5 separate regions of the Homo sapiens genome follow, and regions 2, 3, 4 and 5 are each linked to region 1. A link is a contact called in ENCODE Hi-C or POLR2A ChIA-PET data. All regions are on one chromosome and are shown on one strand. The core of a region is the stretch at or near the end of the contact, and the rest is flanking DNA. Distances in the headings are between cores, read along the strand shown. Region 1 overlaps RXRA (retinoid X receptor alpha). Region 2 has its middle 20 kb from the start of GBGT1. Region 3 holds the start of DNLZ (DNL-type zinc finger). Region 4 holds the start of QSOX2 (quiescin sulfhydryl oxidase 2). Region 5 holds the start of PPP1R26 (protein phosphatase 1 regulatory subunit 26).

Region 1 (3,976 bases), core at 796-3,295:
GCTGGCCCTTTTAGGAGAGCTACAGGGCATCTGATTTTACCAGGAAGCACCCACATCCCCCAGCCTAAAGATGGCTAGGGTAAGCGAGAATTCAGGTAGCCTCATGGACGGAGTCACCCACCCATCCCAGGGACCCAGAAGTCAGGAGGGCTTGGCCCAGCCAGCGCCAAGGAGGAAGCCAGAGGAGAGCCGTGATGGAAATCGCGCAGCTCTGGGGCCAGGCCTGTCCAGCCACGCTCGCTCCACTGGTTCCCAAAAAGGAGCTCCTGCCATGGGGGTACAGGGAGGAGGTGGGCTCAGGGCCACCCACCTAGAAAGATGCCAAGGGGCCCCGGAGAGTCCTGAGAGCTGCTTTCCAGCCACAAGGCCGGAGACACTCGGTAAGCTGACCTGTGCCCCTGTACGGCCATTCCCCCCGGGGCATCGTGAGCAGACCACCCATCTGCTGCCTGGGGCAGAGGCTAGGAGGGTGGGAGGGCGGGAGTCAAGCCCCAGTCCTGGCAGAGTCCCCGTGGAAAGAAGCGGAGTCACGGAAAGGGCGTGACCAAAGGCGTGGGGCCACCAGGAAGCTGGGAGCCCCAATCGCCTGCATGTGACGTCCTTCCCACCCTCCCCCTCTGCAAAATGGAGGCTCTGACACCGGGGCTTGCCCTGCACACTGCACCAAGCCAGGTGACTGTCACGGCCCCCTGCAAACACACAGACTCCATCATGTGGTAGAAGAGCTGCCGTAGGCCGCAGCTACCACAGCTCAAACACCTAACTGCAGGTGCACGCCAGGCCAACATTTCATTACATGAGCTCACAGAAGTGTGGTGACAAGGGGGAGCCGCTCCTCCTGCCCCCGTCCTGCAGGGGAGGAACCAGGGCTCAAGGAGGCGAGATGTTTCCAAGCCCGGAACAAGAGCTGCCGGGTCAACGCCTGGAGGCCTGGCTTTCTGAAGCCTCGGTCCACCCCTTGGCCACCCCTCGACCACCAGGGTGGCCAGACACAGCAGACACCCATGAGCCCTGAGAGTTCCAGCAATGACGCCCACCTTGGAGGACGGGTACCAGCTCGGGGACTTGGCAGAATGCTCACCTCTCCAGGGCCAGGCAGGGGCTCCTGGGCAGCGCAGCCTCCCTTCCAGGCCGTACCCCTGAACTGTGTCTAGCACCACCACAGGGCCAGACCTTCGAGGAGGGTGAGTGGGAAGCAGGGGAATTCCTGGAGAAACCCCGCCTGCCCCACAGCCCGCCTGTGTGGCGAGGGGGCCCCCAGCCTGTGGGCTCCTGGGGGTAGTTTCCCTTCAACAGGAAAAGAAATGATTCTTGTTTCATTTTGAGCCATGTTGCTCTCGGTGGCTCAGAGGCCCTGCCACCGCTGCCAGCAGCTCTGTCGTGGAACGGCCAGGCTTTCCACCCTCAGGGCGGCTCTCGTCTCCACCTTCATGTGCACGGCCACCTGGCTCAGGAACACCCCTGCAGTTCCTCAGGTCCCACCTGTGGTGGAGCGTGGCCAGCTCCATGCCAGAGGCCAACACGATGGTTCAGTCGGGGACTCTGAAATGATCAGGGCAGAGGATGCTCCCCCAGGCATGTCCTGGGGCCTGGCATGGGGCCGGCCTCTCTGGGGGACATCCCCAGTCTTCCCACGGCCCGCTGAGCAGCACCATTTGCAGATGGGGGCACCGGTGCTTAGAATAGGCAGGGCATGGCCACCGGGGCCACGCGGTGGACAGAGTCCAGGCAGGGAACCCCTGAAGGACAGAGCACCTGCTCAGCACCCAAGGCTGGCAGTGGGGACCCTCTCCAGCTGGTGCCGGCTTTCCAAGAATCCCCTCCACACCCGTGCCATAAGCCCAGGCCCACCCTAGCACGCAGCATCCTTCCCACAGAAGAGGCTTACCACCCACGCACCTGAGCCGGATGCCTGTCATGTGCAGGGGCCTGACTGGCGGGGCATCTGCAGACGGGGGACAGGGCCTCACCCATGAGACAGACCAAGAACGGGACGTCAGCCCGCTGAGCAGGACTTCCCCCATCACAACCCCAACATGGGCGCCCTCCCTGCCTCTGCCACTCCCAGGGCTGCGGCGGAGCTCAACGACACCAGCCCAGAGGCTCAACTGCACCCAGAGTTGCCTCTTCCGAGCTCAGCCTCAGCACGTCCCTCCTGCCCCGCAGAAACTTGCTGAGGGCCCGGGTCAGGCTCATCACCACTCTGAGCGAGACAAACCACCCCGTGGCCACAGGCGCCACAGGCCCCACAGGCTGAGCCTCAGAAACCTCCCTCCTGGCTGCCGTGCCTGCTGTGTAGGGCCTGGCCCCCCACCCACTGTCCCAGACTGGGGGCTTTGGACTTTGGGAGTGTAATGGGGAGCCCTGGGAACTTCTGGCAGCGACAGAGTGGACCTCCCGCCAAGTGACCCGTGGAAGGGACGGCAATGGAGAGGAGGGTGTGCTGAGCTGGCTTTAGCCTGGCCTGGGCTAGGTCTGAACTTGGCCACTTCTAGGGGCACCCGGGCCCCTACCCACTGTGTGTCAGACTCCCCCTCCCCTTCCCTTAAGCCCAGGGATTGGGGAGCGGACTCCACCCTGCACCAAGGAGATGCCGACCCAGGAGGCCGAGAGAAAAATCCTGCCGGGGAATGCAGGCAAGCGCAGGCTCCGGCCTGCTGCCCCCAGGACGGCCACCCCCATCCTCATCAAGGCTCTGACCCAAGGCCTCGCTGTGTCCCCTCCCAATCCCACCAATCGGCACATATCAGGGTACTGTGGCAGCAGGAGGGGACGAGCCGCTGGCCTGCAGATGCGAGGGTGAACAGGTGGCAGGCAGCTTCTCTGCTCCTCGGTGCCCAGCCCCAAGAACCTGAGACGGGGCTGCAGCTAGCACGCACGGTAACTCCCAGCCTAGCCGGCAGCCCCCAGGGGCCTCGGAAGGAAGGGGAGGGATGGAGAGGCCAGCTGCAGCTATGGAGTCTCTGTCCAGACTCTGGGTGACCCCATCCACAGAGTGCCTCCCGCAGGAACGTCTGCCAGCCCCCTCTGTACAGGCAGAGCCAGACATGGCCAAGTCCAGACCTTGCCCAGGCCAGGCTAAGGCCAGCTCAGCACACCCTCTCCACCACTGTCCCCTCCACTGGTCACTTGGCAGAATGTCCACTCTGTCACCATCAGAACTTCCCAGGGCTCCCTATTACACCCCCAAAATCCAAAGCCCCAGGCCTAGGATAGAGATGCCCAAGCCCTGGCCCCGCTAGCCCTCTGGGGCTAGCCCTCTGCTGTCCCAGGGCTCCCCATTATACCCCCAAAGTCCAAAGCCCCCAGCCCGGGACAGAGGCGCCCAAGCCCTGGCCCCCTAACCCCCTGGGGCCAGGCCTCTGCTGTCCCTGTCCAGCACCCTTCCCAGCCTGCTTGGCCTCACCAACGTCCACTTCTCTGGATCCCACGAGCAACCCCCCGGGGGTGACCAAAGCCAGCGCCCACGTGTGCAGGGAACCCAGCAAAACTGCATTTCCACCATTCTCTCCCCTCCTGACAAATCCGGGAAAACGGGTTCCGTGAAATGGCAACAACGTGCAGTCTGTGCCATCCAGAGGGGCAGGGGACGGGAGCGAGCTGAGGGCGTCCACGACAGGACCGGCCAGGTGGCGGATGTGACTCTCCGAGGAGGACCCAGGAGACCAAACCCCTCCTTGGAGGACCAGAGCTTGGCAGGGAGGTGAGTGGACACAGGCCTGAGGCCACCCTGGAGGAGGCAGGTCACCGGGTCTCAGCCCTCTGGGGCATCCAGCACGAAGGAGAGGAGCCAGAAATGTGTCTTCCAGGGCTTCTGACCCACACCCAGTCCGTCAAGCAGCAGCCCCCACCAAGCAGGGAGGGGGCTCTGTCCCTCCAGAGAACTCACAGCCTCCAGACACCTGGAGACCCTCAGCATCTGCCCCAGGGCACCCGGCTGTCACCTGGCTCACAAGGAGGAGGAGGCAGAGGAAGG
Region 2 (3,969 bases), core at 601-3,100, 1.2 Mb after region 1:
TGAGGCAGGAAAATCACTTGAACCTGGGAGGTGATGAGTGCAGTGAGCCAAGATCATGCCACTGCACTCCAGCCTGGGCGACGGAGCCAGACCCTGTCTCAATAAACAAACGAACAAACAAACAAACAAACATCATGGGAGCCATTGGAAGGTGTTCCCATTGGAAGATGCTCCCATATGCCACAGGGGGCCGATATCTGATTTTTGCTTCATTTTCAACCCGTTCATGGTGCAAATGAGGAAACCAGACCAAGAAGGGAGTGACTTTCCCCAGATCACAGCACCAGTGCCCAGCCTGTCCGACTTGTATTCCGGGCTGTGTCTCGCCCCTGTGAGAAGTTTCTTTCCTCACAGTTGTAAAGGCCAGAGGTCCAAAATCCAGGGGTCAGCAGGACCCTGCAGTCTCTGAAGGCCCTTTTCCTTCCTAATCCTTCCATCTCTAAGTCTGTGAGGCAGCTAACAGGTTTTGTAGTATTGTCTCACATTAGCGTGGTGATGTCCCCAGGAAGTAGACGTTAGAACCATCCCCATTGTGCAGGTCAGGAGACTGGGGAGGCCCTGAAAGGCACAATGGCTAGTTTGGGGTCACAGAACTGGCAAGAGGCAGGAGCTTGGTGACCCAGATGGCTTCCCCTCTCTGAGCCTCAGGGGCTGGGAGCATGAGAACACACTGGTTGGCTGTCCCAGCTCCCAGGGTGGCTGTGAGTACCTGGAAGTGCCCCTTGTCTCCCCTCACACATCTGCCATCACTCTCCCCATTTCCTTAACCCCCAGCACTGCTGCCACTTGATTTTTACGAACATCTGAATATGACGAACATACAGATTTTTACGAACATCTGAATATGACGAAGTAGCAAAGGTGGATATTCACTCATTCATTTCGTATCTGTCTCCTGGGCCCAGGCCATGCCGGGGCGGGGGGTGGGGGTAACAAGAATCCGGGGAGTTGCCAGGGGAAGGGGAAGTGCTCATCTGGGGAGTGCGTGGGCACAGAGAGATTCCAGAAGGAGGTGTCCTGTGGTCGTGGTTGATTCGTGGAGGGGAGGTGTGGTGATGGCACAGAGGGTGATGACTGGGACCAGTGTCTATCGGGTCAGCTTCCTGGGCTGCTGTCACAAAGTGCTGGGTGGCTCAACACAACAGAAATGTATTCTCTCACAGTTCTAAAGGCCAGAAGTCCAAAATCCAGGGGTCAGCAAGGCCATGCTGTCTCTGAAGGTTCTAGGAGAGGATACTTCCTTGCATCTTCCAACCTCTGGTGGCTGCCAGTTTCCTTGGCATTCGTTCCTGGTTTTGTAGACGTGTGACTGCAAACTGTGCCTTCATCAGTTCGTGTCTGTCCGCCTGTGCGTGTCTGTCCAATTTTCCCTGTTATCATAAGGATAGCAGTCATTGGATTAAGGCCCACCCTAATCCAGTATGACCTCATCCGGATTCTATCCGCACAGACCCTATTTCCAAATAAGATCTCATTCACGGGTACCAGAGATCTTTTTGTTCAGGGACACAGTTCAACCCGTAACAGGAGTATTGGGAATGATCCCCCTCCCAAAGGCCGGGTACCCGCGTGCCTACGGGGACTAGGGGAGCAGCGGGGAGTCGGAAGACATCGCAGGAACCCAGCCCCCAGCCAGGGGGTGTGGGGGCGTGAGCGGAGCCCGCCTGCTCCTCAGCTTGGCGCGCTCTGGCGGCAGCACCAGCAGGTGGCGCTGTGCCCTCCCGTGCGGCCGCCCAGCCCGGCGCGGAGCTGCCGCAGACAAAGGTCTCGCTTTCGGGTCGCGAGGAGCTTGCGCACAGCTGTAAACAGGCCAGGGGCACGGCCACCTCATGGGTGACACACACGGGAGGAAATCAAACCAGGCGGGGCCGAGGCGGGGTGACTGGGTGGCGACTTTGCGTCGGAGGCCGGCGGGGGGCGGAGGAGGAGGTGACAGGGGTGGCGAGGAGGACCATGGTTTGCAGACCGTGGTGTCAGCGGGGCGGAAAGGAAGGCAGGGAGGAGGGATAGGGGACCTGCGAGGCTGCAGGGGCCAGGAGTTTGCCTTTCGTTTGGTTCCTCGCCTGCAAGCTGAGCCGGCCTTTCTCAGGCCTCTCCAGAGGCCGTGCGGCTGATGACACTGCGGTTTGCAGATAGCTCTCCTGTTACTGCAGGCCCAGGTCTGCGGGTGCTCGGAAGGCAGCCCTGGGCACGGGTGGGCTGTCTGTGCAGATAGAGACTTGAGGGGTCCTTCCCCCCAACCCCAGCCCCAGACCCTGCCTCAGGGGAGCTGGGATGCCTGAGGTGGTCCTGCTGCTCCTGGTGGGGGTCAGCACAGCCCCTCAGAGGCGCCTTTGATATACAAAGGGGCGAGGCAGTGTGGGGCTGAGGAGCAGGGGTCAGGTCCCCGCCATGGAGCTGCTCACATGGCATCAGCGAAAGGGAGCGGAGTGCACAGCGGGCCGCTGGCCCAGGAGTGGAATGAGTGGAAGCCATTCCTTTATTTTATTATTATTATTATTATTATTATTATTATTATTGTTGTTGTTGTTGTTATTATTATTATTATTATTATTATTATTATTATTGAGACAGGGTCTTGCTCTGTGGCCCAGGCTGCAGTGCAGGGGCCAGATCACGGCTCACTGCGTCCTCGACCTCCTGGGCTCAGACCTCCAGAGTAGCTGGGGCGGCAGGTGCACGCCAACACTCCCAGCTAATTTTTGGATTTTTTTTGTAGAAACAGTTTCACCATGTTGCCCAGGCTGGTCTCAAACACCTGGGCTCAAGGGATTCCCCCCGCCTCGGCCTCCCAAACTGCTAGGATTAAAGGCTTGAGACACTGCATCCAGCAAGAGGCCATTTCTTACTGTCACCTCCCTACCCGCACAAGGCCCTCCCACCACCTCCTCGCTCACCGAGCTACCAGGCCCGCCCCTGAGGCTGCTGGTCCTTGACAGTTGGTTCAGCGATTGATTCACACAGCAGATACTGGCCTCTGTACACCTGGCTGGCGCTGGGTGCCTGGCCTGTGGGAAGCACCCTGGCTTCTGTGGAAGGCTCAGGGGTATGGGGCAGACAGATCTTGTGGAGAAGGCATGGGCTGCGAGCCTGGGGACCTGGATTCAGTGGCCACTCTGCCATCAGTGGCGTGGTCAGTCACCATTGCACGCTAGCCACAGGACTATTCTCCACAGAGTCCTTCCCTCTGTCCCCTGCTGCAGAGGTGCCTGGTGATGACAGCCAGCCTGTAGGCCTTGTGCTAAAGTGTCCCTTGTATCTGCTCAGCACTCTGCAAGATAAGTGCCACTGCCATCCTCACTTCCAGGTGGGGAAACTGAGGCACTGGAAGGGGAAGGAACTCCCACAGCTAGGTAGTGGCAGCTTGGCAATGGCGCCTCCCCGTGTGCACACAAGCCTGGGAAGGGCCAGGCACCAGGACCACATTCCTTCCAATTACAGTGGCCTTCCAACGGTCAGGGCTGGGCCCGGCTGCTGGGCAGGGCGGGGCTGGGAGGCCCTAGGCCCCAAGTGGTGGTTAATGGCGGCAAGGAGACATAAACAGAGCTAATGAGCCCCTTTCATCGTCTCCCTGCTCTAATGAAGGCCTTGGACTCTGGGCTTTGCATTTTGGGGGTTCTTGATTCTGGAGCCTCAAAGAGTCTTAGGGCCAGGGGTATGTGGGCCCCCCCATAGGGGTGGGGTGTGAGCTTATGGACTCCCAGTGTCCCCTCCCAGGGCAGCCAAGCCAGGGTGAGGAAGTGGAGAGGAAAGGGAACGGGAAGCATTGTGGCATCCCCCTAAGAATGACAAGCCCCAGAAAAAAGGGAGTGTTCCCGTGGCAACCCAGAGCAGTTGCTTGGCAACTGCTGGCCCCCAAAATACTTGCCTGCAGGAAGGCTCCGGGCTGGGGCTTTCCGATGGGCTTTCCGATGGCTCACTTCCAACCCCCACCAGCGCACACCCACCCCTGGCCCAAAAAGAAGACTC
Region 3 (4,173 bases), core at 1,565-4,064, 2.0 Mb before region 1:
TGGGGGTCTGGGCAGCCCCCATGGGCTGCAGAGGTGAGCAGGCCCACCGTCCTGAGAGTGTGGGGCCCCTCTGGGCAGCCCCCACGGGGTGCAGAGGTGAGCAGGCCCAGTCCTGGCTGCTCCAAGCTTCCTCCTGGACAGAGGGAGGTGGTAACGAGCGAACGACCAGGTGCATGAAGCTAGAAGATGGGGCGAGATGGGGCCCCACGTGGCTTGAGGGAAAGGGCTGAATGCAGGGGTGGCCAAGGGCCTGCTGTGTCCCGGTGCAGTGGGGGTAAGGCAGTGGCAGGGGCTTCTAGCGGGCAGGGCAGGCCCCCTCTGCCTGTCTGGGGGAAGGACTGGGTGGCTAGCTGGGAGCAGCTCCCGAGTGTCCAGGAGTGGGCAGTGGTGATGAGGTAGGTGTTTGCACTGAAGGTGCTGTCAGGTAGGGGTTGGGGAGGGCCCAGCAGAGGGGTCCTGGGAGGCTGCACCGGAGTTGGACAAGCTTCCTGAGTACCAGGCCGTGGCCTCCAAGCAGAGGCGGAAGGGGAAGGAGGAGCCGCAGACGGGGAAGTGAAGACCAGCGCCTTTGGCTGCAGCTCAGAACACTTGAACATGGGGATGCCAAGCCCCCATGTAGGCACAGAGGCGAGCAGGACCCAGGAGTCCGGCTCAGGCACTGCCCCCATCCCCCTGGGTGGCTGTGGCAGGAGCAGGGGCAGGTGTGAAGGTTGGAGGGTGAGCAGGGGAGGGGCTGGCTCTAAGGGGCTGCCAATGGCCAGGACAGCCCTGGCCTGGCCCTCACCGCAGTGGGGCTGAGACTGGACGTGCGTGGTTTCTGCCCAAGGGTCCTGATCCCTGGTCTGCCCAGGTCCTGGCGGTTTCTGAGGGGGTCCAGCCGCCTGAAGGTTCTCTCCCAATTGCTGCAGTACCCCTGCCCCCACTTCAGGAGGACCCAGACAGCCACTGTAGCTGTCCCCAACTCTCTCCCCAGGGCCGCCATGCCCACAGATGCTTTGGAGTGATGGGGGACGGTGCTGCTCAGGCCCAGGGTTTAAGTTCCCCCGAGGTCTGGGAGGCGTTCCTCCCTGGCAGGCAGCCAGCTCGGGGGAGGGATGGTCACTGGCGGGAGCGTTGGGCCTGGGCTGGCATCTGGCGGCCTCCTGGAGCAATGAACAGGCAAGCGAGGCCATAAGGCCTCAGTCTCATCTACAGAAAGCAGAGTCTACACTGGACCCATGTGGGGATCCCACCAGGCCTTGGAAGACAGCCCCACTGCAATGCCGGGGAGGGGTGGGGCAGCCGTGCTATACGTGGCCCAGCAGATGGGCAGGTCCCACAGGCACGACTCTCCTTTCCAGGCTGCCTTGCCGGCGGGGGGAGCCCGAAACAGCCCTTTGCAGCTCTGCACCAGGAGCAGGTTTTGCGGAACCCCCATGTAAGGCTTCCCCGGGGTGGGGTCCTCCCAGCCGTGGGCCTCAGGGTGACCGATCACAGGGAGAGTGGCTCCCTGCCCTGGGCACCCCCTGCGGTGGCCCCGACGACAGCTGAGGAGTGACCACAAGGTCTCTGCCCACAGTGCTCGGGGTGCGGTGTCTGGGCTGCGAAGTGGATCCCCCTTTCTTGGGCACTGCAGCAGCTTGGGGGGCTTTTTGGACGTGGATGTGCCTGGTCCTGGTTTTCCGAGGGCCTTTACAGTGGATGAGGAGGTGAACACAGGAGTCCTGAGAGCAAGCACCACCTCGGGCTTTGTTGTAGAAACAATGGCCCGGACCCCAGGCTGGAGCCGTGGCTTGGCCTCCTGGGTGTGTCTTGGCATCTGAAATGCAGGCTACCCACACCGGCTCACCTCCAGGGGTACAGGCAGGTCCCACAGGGAGAGCTTGGCGCTGAGCTGAGGCTGTCTGGGCTCCTCGCCTCCCAACCAGTCTGCAGTTACAGGGGCCAGTGGGGGGCGGGTGAGAAGGACGGGTTCCCTCAGGGGAGCCGGCCGGAGCCCGAGCCTTCCCCCTTCTCCAGGACGCAGGCCTGAGCAGCGGGGAGCCGCCCGAGAAGGAGCGGCGGCGCCTCAAAGAGAGTTTTGAGAACTACCGCAGGTAGGCGGGCGGCCCCCAGGCTTCTCCAAAACGGGCTGGGGAGCGGCAGCCGGGTCGCGCCTGAGACACCTGTCTTCACAGGAAGCGCGCCCTCAGGAAGATGCAGAAAGGATGGCGGCAGGGGGAGGAGGACCGGGAGAACACCACGGGCAGCGACAACACCGACACTGAGGGCTCCTAGCCGCAGCAGCGCAGGCCCCGACCAGGGCACACCCACCGGCCCGGCCTCCTGCCACCCGGGGGTGCCGACGCCCTGGGGCGCAGACTTCCCCGAGCCGTCGCTGACTTGGCCTGGAACGAGGAATCTGGTGCCCTGAAAGGCCCAGCCGGACTGCCGGGCATTGGGGCCGTTTGTTAAGCGGCACTCATTTTGCGGAGGCCATGCGGGTGCTCACCACCCCCATGCACACGCCATCTGTGTAACTTCAGGATCTGTTCTGTTTCACCATGTAACACACAATACATGCATGCATTGTATTAGTGTTAGAAAACACAGCTGCGTAAATAAACAGCACGGGTGACCCGCATTCCCGCTCGGACACTCGCGCGCAGCCCCGCGGCCGTCCCTCCTCGCTGCGGCCCGCGGTGTCCTCGGGGTGCGAGCTGCACGTGGACGCAGGGCCCCCTCAGGCCGCCAGGGGGCGGCATAGCGCAGCGCGCCCCCGACCCGGAAGACGGAAGCCCAAGAACGCCGCTTCCGCCCGGCGCCCACTTCCAAGATGGCGGCGGGGCGGGGCCGGGGCAGGGCGGACGGAGCCGGCGAGCGGGATGCTGCGGACTGCGCTGCGCGGCGCGCCGAGGTTGCTGAGTCGCGTGCAGCCCCGGGCGCCCTGCCTGAGGCGGCTGTGGGGCCGCGGGGCCCGTCCAGAGGTCGCGGGGAGGCGGCGGGCCTGGGCCTGGGGCTGGCGGCGCTCAAGCTCCGAGCAGGGGCCGGGGCCCGCGGCGGCTCTGGGGCGCGTGGAGGCGGCGCACTACCAGCTCGTCTACACCTGCAAGGTAGGCGCGCGGCGGGACGGAACCGGGGACAGACCCGTATCTGACGCTACACGGCCTGCGGGGAGAAGCGGCCCGCCGGGGATCCGGGAGGCGGCGTGGTCAAGTCACAGGAAGGAGTGGAGCCACCCCTTGGGGCTTCTGGGAGGGAGCGGAGGCGGACCATGAGGAGGGGTGGAGCCGTCCCTGGGGCGGGGCCTTCCCGGGAGAGGGCGAGGTTGGGGGTGGGTGGAGCTATCCCTCGGGGGCGGGGCCTTCTCTGGAGAGGGTGAGGTGGCTGGAGCTACCCCTAGAGGGGCGGGTCTTCCCGGGAGGGGCGTGGCGGCCCTCACAGCCTCACCAGCTACCCTGTCCCAGCCAGGTCTGCGGGACTAGGTCCTCCAAGCGCATCTCCAAGCTGGCCTATCACCAAGGCGTGGTCATTGTGACCTGCCCCGGCTGCCAGAACCACCATATCATCGCTGACAACCTGGGCTGGTTCTCGGACCTGAATGGGAAGAGGTGAGGCCTGTACCCCAGGGCTGGGCCAGAAGGCCACCCAGAAGTACCCTGGCCTCCCTGGGGGAACCTTGCCCTAGTGTTGAGGTTTATAGATCTCACCTGGGAAATCCAGCCACCTTATCAATACAAGACACACAGTTAAATGAGAATTTCCTATAAAGCCCAGATAGCTTTTGAGTTTAAGTATGCCCCAAGTAGGGGGTGCGTTTTTATTTGTTAAATTTTGCCAGCCCTGTGGCCCTGCCTCCCTGCCTCTGCCTGCCCTCTGCCATCACTGGCAGCCTTGTCCCTCTCTAGCGTGGAACTTTTTTGCCCTCTGCCATCTTGGGGTGGCTGGCCCACAGCAAGGCTTGGGGTGTGGACCAGGAGGTGTGGCCTGGGCCCTGGCTGCTGGGAGAGCAGTGGAGGTGGTGCCGGGAGCCTGGTCCGGGCCTTGCCTGGCCGGGAGGTCCTGGGCAGGACAGTAACAGCGACAGCAGGTCTGAGACCAGCATGCCAGGTGCTTGGTGGTACCTGGCCCTTGGAGCTGGGACTGTCCTCCCATCAGACCCGGGGCTGCAGATTCTTCCCTCTGGCACATAGGGGGCAGGAGCAGGAGACTGGG
Region 4 (3,910 bases), core at 1,285-3,784, 1.9 Mb before region 1:
CAGCCTGCACAGTGCCTTATCTCATCATGTCTGAGATGTGATCTCCCCGCATTTTGATCTCTTTGAAGCCAGAGCTGTCTCTGTCAGGGCATCTGAAAATGGCCACTGGCCGCGTGTTTTCTCGCTCCGCGGCACGCACGCTAACCGCGCCTGCAGTCACCTGGCCTTTGCCACAGCGACGTGCGATGCCTCTCCTGCAGGTGGGGTGGGGGGCAGATTTCACGCAGGCTTTGGGCAGGATCTGGCTCAGCACAGACAGCTCTTACGTAGACTCCGAGATTCAATCCTAACCCCTTCCCCTCCCCCGCCCTGCCTTAGATGGGAGAAACTCTGGTTGTTTTGGGGTGTGGCCTCTAAGTGCTGGGCTAAGCTTGGTCCCAGGGGTGGCTCCGTTTCACCGAGCAGGTTTGGGGTGAGGTGTTGCCCCGATGTTCCGAATGTGCCCCTCCAGTTGGGCTCATGACGTCCTCTGTCTCAGCCAGATCAGCCTCCTTTCCTCCACTCCTTGTTCCCCTGCCACCTCGCTGCTGCTCCTTCTGGAGGCCTGGGGCTCAGTGTGTGGCCCTCCCCTCTGTCCCACAGCCTCCCCGGGGGACCTCAAGCAGCCTCAAGCGCTGAGCTCCAGACTCGACTCCCACTTCTAAACCCTGACCTGACACCTCCCTTAGAGGTTGAAAAGGCTGCTCAGATGTAACAGGTCCAAAGCAAACTCATGGCATCCTCCCCAGCATAGCTCTCCCATCTCGCCGCTGCAGGATTTAGTCTCAGCCGTAAGCAACCCCATTCCTCTGGTTGCTTTGGCCCAAACTCTGCGAATGTGACACCCTCTGCCTCCACCCAGACTCAGCCGACCCCTCCACCAGCACTGCCTCTCACCCCTCCCCGGAGTCCCTCCAGCTTGTGGAAGGAGGCGGCGGCCCCTCCCAGGTCCCCTGCTTCCCCTCCTGCCCCTCCTACTCTGCAACTAGAAGGGCAGAGCTGCATCCTTGCACCGATCCTTCCGTGGCCACCCCCCCATTCAGCATCAAAGTCTGAGTCTGCGGCCCAGGTTGTGAGGCCCCCTGGGTCTCGCTCGGGCTCTCAGCTTTTCTTCCCTCCCACGCTTCCCCCAGCTTGCTCCGCTCCCACCAGGTCCGGCTCCTTGCTGTTCCTCCAGCGTGCTCAGCACCCTTCTGCCCCAGGGCCTTTGCATGTGTGCCTCCTCCCTCACCTCCTTCTCCATTCGGGTCACCTTCTCAAAGACCTCCCCACCCTCCTCTGTACGGCAGCCCTGCTGGCACCTGCTTCCGTGTCCGGCTTCATTGCTTTTCATAGCACGCGGTGGCTGCTTTACGCGTTGGTTTGTTTGGGGTCTGCCCAAATGCAGGCCAGGGACACTGGGGGCTCGGTTTTGTTCTTGATTTGTCTCCAGGGCTTGGCACAGAGCAGAAGCCAGGAAACGTGGGTGATGGAAGGAAACATGAACAGGGAGACGCAGGACGTGAGGAAAAGGGAGCAGACGCCTTGGCCAGGGGCCCTCTGGGGAGAATCCTCTCATCTGGGGTTAACCATTGTTAGCAGCAAAACCTTTTAAACAAAATCTTACACAGAACCCCACAATACAGTTATCTATTTATTTTGAGACAAGGTCTCGCTCTGTCATCCAGGCTGGAGTGCAGTGGCAGAGTCACGGCTCACTGCAGCCTCAAGCTCCCAGGCTCAAGCCATCCTCCACCTTAGCCCCTCAAGTAGCTGGGACTACAGGTGTGCACCACCATGCCCGGCTTTTTTCTTTTTTTTAAGAGATGGGCTCTCGCTATGTTGCCCAGGCTCGCCCACTCCCTTGTTTTGTTTTGGTCACACAGTTCAGAGAAAATCTTGACATGTGTAAAAATTAGGAATAGGAACAAAAAAAAAAATCAGGTATCCTGTTCAATGAAGCAAAAAAGTCATATGATTTCATTTCCAAACCGTGAAGCTGCATTCGACTGGAACATCCTAAAAGGTAGCACACAACACATCTGACTTTGAGTGGATGTTTTGCTGCATTTTCTAAGCGTTCCAATATCATATTAAAAAGTCGAGGCTGGCTTGCAGACCCTCTGAAGCCCCAGGTGGGGTTGCCAAGTAAAAGAACCCCGGAATAGTTTTTTACGTCTAAGAATGTCTTGTTAAATTTGTATTTCAGGCATGGCACAGACCTAGGCTGAAAAACCGACTCACTGTTTGTCTGAAATTCACGTTGAACCTGGCGTCGTGCACTTCCATTTGCTAAATGTGGCCACCTGGCCCTGTTCAGGGAAGGGGTTTGGGGAACGCGCGGCGGGGTGGGGCGGGGCCTGGGCGGAGCCTGCCGCGCCTGGGCGGGGAGATGGCGTCATCAGACTCTTGGGGGCGGGGCTGCCACGCATGGGCGGGGGCGGGGGCGGGGAGAGAGGGCGGGGTCAGACGTGAGGGGGCGGGGCGGAACAGAACTGGGCGCGCGGGGGCGGGGCCGGGCGCGCCGGCGCACGTGACGGTGGTTGCCAGGGTGAAAGTTCAGCGCGCCGGCGGCACTTCCAACATGGCGGCGGCCGGGGCGGCGGTGGCGCGCAGCCCGGGAATCGGAGCGGGACCTGCGCTGAGAGCCCGGCGCTCGCCCCCGCCGCGGGCCGCACGGCTGCCGCGGCTGCTAGTGCTGCTAGCGGCGGCGGCGGTGGGGCCGGGCGCGGGCGGTGCGGCGCGGCTGTACCGCGCGGGCGAGGACGCCGTGTGGGTGCTGGACAGCGGCAGCGTGCGCGGGGCCACCGCCAACAGCTCGGCCGCGTGGCTCGTGCAGTTCTACTCGTCGTGGTGTGGCCACTGCATCGGCTACGCGCCCACTTGGCGGGCCCTGGCTGGGGATGTGCGAGGTGAGGCGCGCCCCCGCGCGGGGACCCCCCGACCCCCGGGACCGCGGCCTTCCGGGACCCCTTGCGACCGCCCCAGAAGGCGGGTCCCGGGGCCCCTCCCCCGTATTTCTTTCCTTACCGCAGAGCCAGTCCCTGCCCCACAGAGGCACCCGACTCGGACCAACCCTGGCCTTTCCAGGGGCGGGAGACTAAGCCAGCTGCTCCCCATGTCTCTCCCAGTTAATCCCCGTTAGATCCTGACGAGTTGGGCTGTCTGAAGTCAAAATGAAACCATTCTCCCGCAGCCCTCACCGCACGCTTGGGGATAGGGAAGCCCTCCCGTATCCCAGCTCTCAAAATACCTATGTTTTGAGCCCCAAGAACTTCATTGACCTTCCAGGCCTCCTACCCTACCTGTTTCCTAGCGTCCACACACCCCATCCCCAGTGCCCAGAATTCCTGTTCTCTGAGGATCCCTCATTCCTATTCCACACTCGTAGCCACCCCATTCCCTTTGAACCTTCATCATTAACTTTCTGGTTCGGATCGCTGGCCATATAGTGGGTGCTCAAAGTGAACCCACAACTTAGAAGTCCAAATACTCTGGAGACTTCTCTATAATACCCCAAAACAACCTATAAAGCAATTTTTTTAACTCTACAAAGAATTTCATTGGTGGGCTCCTTGATCACAGATGCACAGCCTTTGAGAAATCTTTCACCAAACTGCTGGTAGTGTTCCGCACTTTATTGTTTAGTGCTTTCATCTGGTCGCACGTTGTTAACCAGTCACGAAGTTACTCGCCTGCTCTACAGGTTAGAGTTGGCGTGGGAGGGGGCATTCACAACACCCTTCCCTTAAAATGGTATTTAAATCACTGAAGTAGGAGGTCCTCCCGACCCAGTGAGGTTTGGCAGGACTTCCTGTGTTGTGCTAACCTCAAATTACATGTTTCAGTGGGCAAGATCTGTAACAAATTGCTACTCTTTCTTCCTGCACCTTTGTTTTTATGCCTTACACCCAATCCTGCTGTATTTTTCTCATCGCAAACAGATTTGTAA
Region 5 (4,177 bases), core at 16-2,515, 1.1 Mb before region 1:
AGACATCAACCTTCTGGAGAGAACCAAAGCACCCACACTGGGCCCTCGCCATCCTAACAGTCTGCCCACCTGTGAGAAACGCCCCCAAATACTCTACATTTCTCGGTTGGCCGAAAAGCAGCTCAGCCAGCGGTCTTACCTCCCAGGTGGGGTTTCCCCCCAGGGTAGGGAGGCCAGGGTCTGCAGGCCAGGGAGAGGAGCCCCGGTGCAGGAGCGGGCGGGGCAGCAGGAGGACCCGCTCCAGCCACCCAGAAGTGGGCGTGGGCTAGAATTCAGCTCCCAGCCTTCCAGAAGCTGCAATTTTACAACCTCACTACAAGCGTCCCCCAGCAAAGCTGCACCGCCATTTCCTGTGCTTGGGAACTGAAGGCAAGGTGAGCCCCTCCCGGCTGCCCCGGCCCGACCTCCCCTGACTCCCAAGCTTGGGCTACTCACGGCCTGCGGGCTGGGCAGGGTCCCCCAAGGGAGCTCCCCTCCCCGAGGGCGCGCTCACCCTAGCCGCTGGGATCGGCGACCTGGTCCTCGGCCCGGCGGGAGTGAACGCCTCCCAGGGAAGAGGCCGGGCCTCCAAGCAGGTCTGCACCCCCGGAGTTATGTTTCTGGGATCCGAGGACTAGCGAGCTTGGGGCCCGGGAGAGCGGCCACCCTCCCGGAAGCTCCGCCTGGCGCAGGGCGTGAACCGCAGTCTCCAGGCCGGCCGGGCCGCGGCCATTCTCGGAGGGCAGCGGCCGCCCCGGGCCGGGCCAAAGCTCCCCACCGCGGGCCCTCACCTGCGCCTCACCTGGGGCTCCAGGAGCGCGGGGCGCGCGGGCCGAGAGTCGCACGGAGGCCAGAGACAGGATCCCCGCCCGGGGAACGGAGCAGCCCCGGCGCCGATCCCCGTCCGCCTGCCTCGGGGAGCCCCCGCCGCCCGCCCGCCGCGGCCTGCACGGCGCGCCGGCCCCGGCCTGGCTGGCCCTCCTGTCCCCGACCCCCCAGCTTCCCAGCCCCCGAGCCCCCCGGCCCCGGCCCTGCACCCGCTCACCTCCGCCCGTCCCCCGCCGCCCGCCGCGCGGACCCCGCCTGCGCCCGCGTCCCACGTCCCGGGGGAGGCGGCGGGCCGGGGGCGGGCCGGAGGCTGCAGGGCCAGCGCGCTCCGCCCTCGGCCGGGGCGCGGGGAGGGGGCGCAGGGGCGTCCGGCCGGGCCCCCCGCCTCCCCGCCTCCCCGCGCGCCGCCGCTGCCGCCGCCCCGCGCCCGGGCCGCGCCGTGGGAAGCGCGGGAGGGGAGGGGCGGGGCGGGGGGCGGGGCGACCCCCCCAAGCCGCCCCCTCCCCGCGACCTACCGGACGGTGGCGGCGGCGGCCGCACTCCGGAAGCCGTGCCCGTGGCTGGGCATCATGGGAATGGCACGGCCGAGTTCCGGGGGAGGCGCGCGGCCCGGCCGGACCCCCGCCCGCGAGAGCGCGCCCACCTGCCGCCGCGCCCGCGCCCCGGGGACGCCCCCGCCCCGCCCCGCCCGGTTCGGACGCGGCCCCCTCCGCGGGGTGCGGGGCGAAGGCGCTTGGGCCGGGCCGAGCCCCGTGCTGCCCGCCTCCCGTACCGCGGCCACCTCCGGGGGGCGCGCAGGGGGCGCGGGGTCGCCGGGAAGTTCTGGGCGCGGGGGGCGTGGCCGTGGGAAAGCGCTCGGAGCCGCGGGAAGGGAGCGTGCGGGGCCCCGGCGCCAACCGAGTTCCTCCCCGAAGTTCACGCGGGGCTCCGGGCTGAGACCGGCCCGCCCGCCCCTCCAGCCCCACAGCCTTGGGCCGGGGTCGGGGGCGGCCCCCGCGTGTCCCCGCGGCTGCCCCACCCGAGCTTGCGGCGGGGAGTGGACGCACGACCTGCCCGGGGCGGCGGCTCCTCGAGCACACCTGCCGCCAGGTTCGGGGGAGGGAACAGTTTCTAGGAACTGCCCCGGACCTTGAGGCCGCTGCTGTTTCTGCTTCTGCTGTGCACTGACCATGTGACCTTGAAAGTCTTCCCAGTTTTGTTTTATAAAAGGTCCAGGGTGTGTGCCCGAGGCTGGCGGTGGCCCGGGTGTGCTCAGCATCCCCGGGCGGCGGGGAACGGGCAGACCCGACTGGATCCTCCCTCAGCGCCCACTCGTGGAAGGGGCAGATGGTGCGCAGGGGCACCGCGCTGCTTCTGTAAGCCCCCTGGGCCCTGATCCACACGTGTCTGGGAGATGAATTTGTGGGTTCGGTTCCTGTCTAGAAAGTGTCAGAGATTTGATAGGATCAAAATCAGAGACTTGCCTTGGAGGGGTGCTTCTAGTCATGCCAGCCTGGGAAGCTGGAGGGCCAGTTTTGGGTCAGGAAACCCATTAAAGAATTGTTTTAATGCCTTCGTGAATTTTTTCAAAAAGCAATTTTTTTTTTCTCATGAAATAATACTCTTTCATTACCAAACTTTGGGGAGATGATCTAATTAATAAGGTGACTTCCCAGAGACATGGGCTGTTAAGGTTTTGGCATGCTGCTTCACAGTTTTTAAAACAGTGCTGTGGTGAACAGCTTTCATGATGCCTCCTTAGAGCGGCTCTGAGCATTTCCTGCGGGCAAATCCCTAGAAGAGGCCGGCGGGCCAAAGACTATGCTGCATTTTGCCAAAATGCCCTCCAGAAATGCGGGGCCAGCCTGCCGTCCACCCACTGGTGAGCGGGCATGCCCGCTTGCCTGTCCTCTTGCCAGCCCTGAGATATGTCATTGCGTTATGTCTTTGGCAGTCTGATAGGCGAAACAGCCCTTTTCATCACTTGAATCCTAATTTCTTTGACTGCTGGTGATGTTGAACATCTTTTCATTTTATTATTGGCCATTTGGAATATTGCCTGTCTGTGTTCTTTGCCCATTTTTTATTTTTCTGTTGGGCTGTGTGTCTTTTTCTTAGGGATTCTAAGAGCTTGTTACCGTAAGGAATTTAGCTCTTCTCTGTGCTGTATGCTACTCTGTACAAGAGCGTAAATGCAATGTATGGTCGGGCGCGGCGGCTCACCCCTGTAATCCCAGCACTTTGGGAGGCCAAGTTGGGCAGATCACCTGAAGTCAGGAGTTTGAGACCAGCCTGGCTAACATGATGAAACCTCGTCTCTACTAAAAAATACAAAAATTAACCGGGTGTGGTAGCGGGTGCCTGTAATCCCAGATAATCGGGAGGCTGAGGCAGGAGAATTGCTTGAACCCAGGAGGTGGAGGTTGCAGTGAACCGAGACGGTGCCACAGCACTCCAGCCTGGGTGACAGAGCGAGACTCTGTCTCAGAAAAAAAGTGTATTGTACAACAGTACAATAACACAGAATATTGTACAGTAGTACAATATACTCTTGTACATTGCATTTATTTTTCTGTCATTTTTCTTTTGACTTTGGATTTTGGTTTTTTGTTTGTTCAACCTTTTTTTTTTTTTTTTTTTTTTTTTGAGACAGGGTCTTACTCTGTGTACACCCAGGCTGGAGTGTAGTGGCGTGATCATGGCACTGCAGCCTCAACCTCCCCCGGCTCAGGTTATCCTCCCACCTCAGCCTCCCCAGTAGCTGGGACTACAGGTGCACGTCACCACGCCTGGCTAGTTTTTGTATGTTTTTGTAGAGATGGGGTTTTGCCATGTTCCCCAGGCTGGTCTTGAACTCCTGGCTTGAGTGATCCACCCTCCTTGGCTTCCCAAAGTGCTGGGATTACAGATGGGAGCTACTGTGTCCTGCCTTTTTATTTTTTTACTACACACAAGTTTGAAGTTCTTCTGTAGCTAAATCAATCAAGTTTTCTTTTGTGGTTTCTGGCTTTGGGGTAAGGCCTGGAATAGCTTTTACCACTCTAAGATTTCATAATCATTCACCAGTTTAATCCCTGCATTCCAAAGTAAGAGAACAGTGGAGGGCATGGAGGGGTGTGACCTGGGGCTCTTGGGGAATTCCTGGGCCAGAGTGTGTGGCACGTAATAATAGTTTCTCAAAACAGGGAACACTTGTACTCCTTTTTTGAAGCTACCGATGTTCAGAGATTGGTTGGTTGGTGCTTTTTTTTTTTTTTTTATTAAATTCTTAGGAGGCCTCAACAGTGCCTTGTGAGGCCTTCATTGGAGGAACAGGAGGGGCGTCTGTCATTGTCAGACTCTCCTGTTGTGAGAGGCTCTGGCCTTGGCCTTGGGACCCCCTAGTCAGGCT

The links. Hi-C counts contacts between places; a loop is a spot of excess contacts on that map. ChIA-PET counts read pairs that join two places held with the same protein, here RNA polymerase II (POLR2A). Pooled maps may share reads with other maps.
Region 2: a loop to region 1 is called in a map with no recorded cell type, with 7 times the contacts of the local background. The contact joins two enhancer-like sites. A Hi-C loop is called at or near these places in 4 of 37 single-sample maps with no recorded cell type and 6 of 50 pooled maps.
Region 3: a map with no recorded cell type shows a loop between it and region 1 (9-fold over the local background). The contact joins the promoter of DNLZ here to the enhancer-like site in region 1. A Hi-C loop is called at or near these places in 2 of 37 single-sample maps with no recorded cell type and 2 of 50 pooled maps.
Region 4: a loop to region 1 is called in a pooled map, with 10 times the contacts of the local background. The contact joins the promoter of QSOX2 here to the enhancer-like site in region 1. A Hi-C loop is called at or near these places in 3 of 37 single-sample maps with no recorded cell type and 3 of 50 pooled maps.
Region 5: a pooled map shows a loop between it and region 1 (4-fold over the local background). The contact joins the promoter of PPP1R26 here to the enhancer-like site in region 1. A Hi-C loop is called at or near these places in 1 of 37 single-sample maps with no recorded cell type and 1 of 50 pooled maps. POLR2A ChIA-PET finds 5 or more read pairs at or near these places in 1 of 52 experiments (activated CD4-positive, alpha-beta T cell).

The regions. Positions count from the first base shown.
Region 1 is chr9:134,388,765-134,392,740 of GRCh38, reverse strand. The region is part of intron 1 of RXRA (retinoid X receptor alpha); the gene reads right to left. Among named protein-coding and RNA genes, the nearest start is that of MIR4669, 11 kb to the right of the region's middle. RefSeq lists enhancers at 709-918, 959-1,448, 1,499-1,598, 1,979-2,068, 2,429-2,478. Within about 2 kb of position 2,045, at least 7 of the 41 ENCODE cell types and tissues checked have a DNase peak (open chromatin) inside an H3K27ac peak, as active enhancers do.
Region 2 is chr9:133,142,337-133,146,305 of GRCh38, reverse strand. It overlaps a transcript of RALGDS not described here. Among named protein-coding and RNA genes, the nearest start is that of GBGT1, 20 kb to the left of the region's middle. RefSeq lists silencers at 1,541-1,660, 1,691-1,790 and enhancers at 1,937-2,496, 2,949-3,038, 3,089-3,218, 3,618-3,667, 3,718-3,969. Within about 2 kb of position 1,850, at least 27 of the 41 ENCODE cell types and tissues checked have a DNase peak (open chromatin) inside an H3K27ac peak, as active enhancers do.
Region 3 is chr9:136,362,385-136,366,557 of GRCh38, reverse strand. It overlaps DNLZ (DNL-type zinc finger), which reads left to right and starts at 2,814. Exons shown (of 3, transcript NM_001080849.3): 1 at 2,814-3,071; 2 at 3,430-3,569. The coding sequence starts at 2,844. It overlaps CARD9 (caspase recruitment domain family member 9), which reads left to right. Exons shown (of 13, transcript NM_052813.5): 11 at 1,341-1,417; 12 at 1,999-2,075; 13 at 2,157-2,602. The coding sequence ends at 2,256. It overlaps LOC124902309 (a long non-coding RNA gene), which reads right to left and starts at 3,189. Exons shown (of 2, transcript XR_007061863.1): 1 at 3,106-3,189. RefSeq lists enhancers at 457-1,346, 1,347-2,237 and silencers at 2,449-2,548, 2,579-3,078, 3,179-3,458.
Region 4 is chr9:136,244,436-136,248,345 of GRCh38, reverse strand. QSOX2 (quiescin sulfhydryl oxidase 2) reads left to right here and starts at 2,534. Exons shown (of 12, transcript NM_181701.4): 1 at 2,534-2,870. The coding sequence starts at 2,543. RefSeq lists an enhancer at 1-499 and silencers at 2,297-2,566, 2,597-3,006.
Region 5 is chr9:135,476,870-135,481,046 of GRCh38, reverse strand. It overlaps PPP1R26 (protein phosphatase 1 regulatory subunit 26), which reads right to left and starts at 1,265. Exons shown (of 4, transcript NM_014811.5): 1 at 1,025-1,265. RefSeq lists silencers at 624-673, 684-743.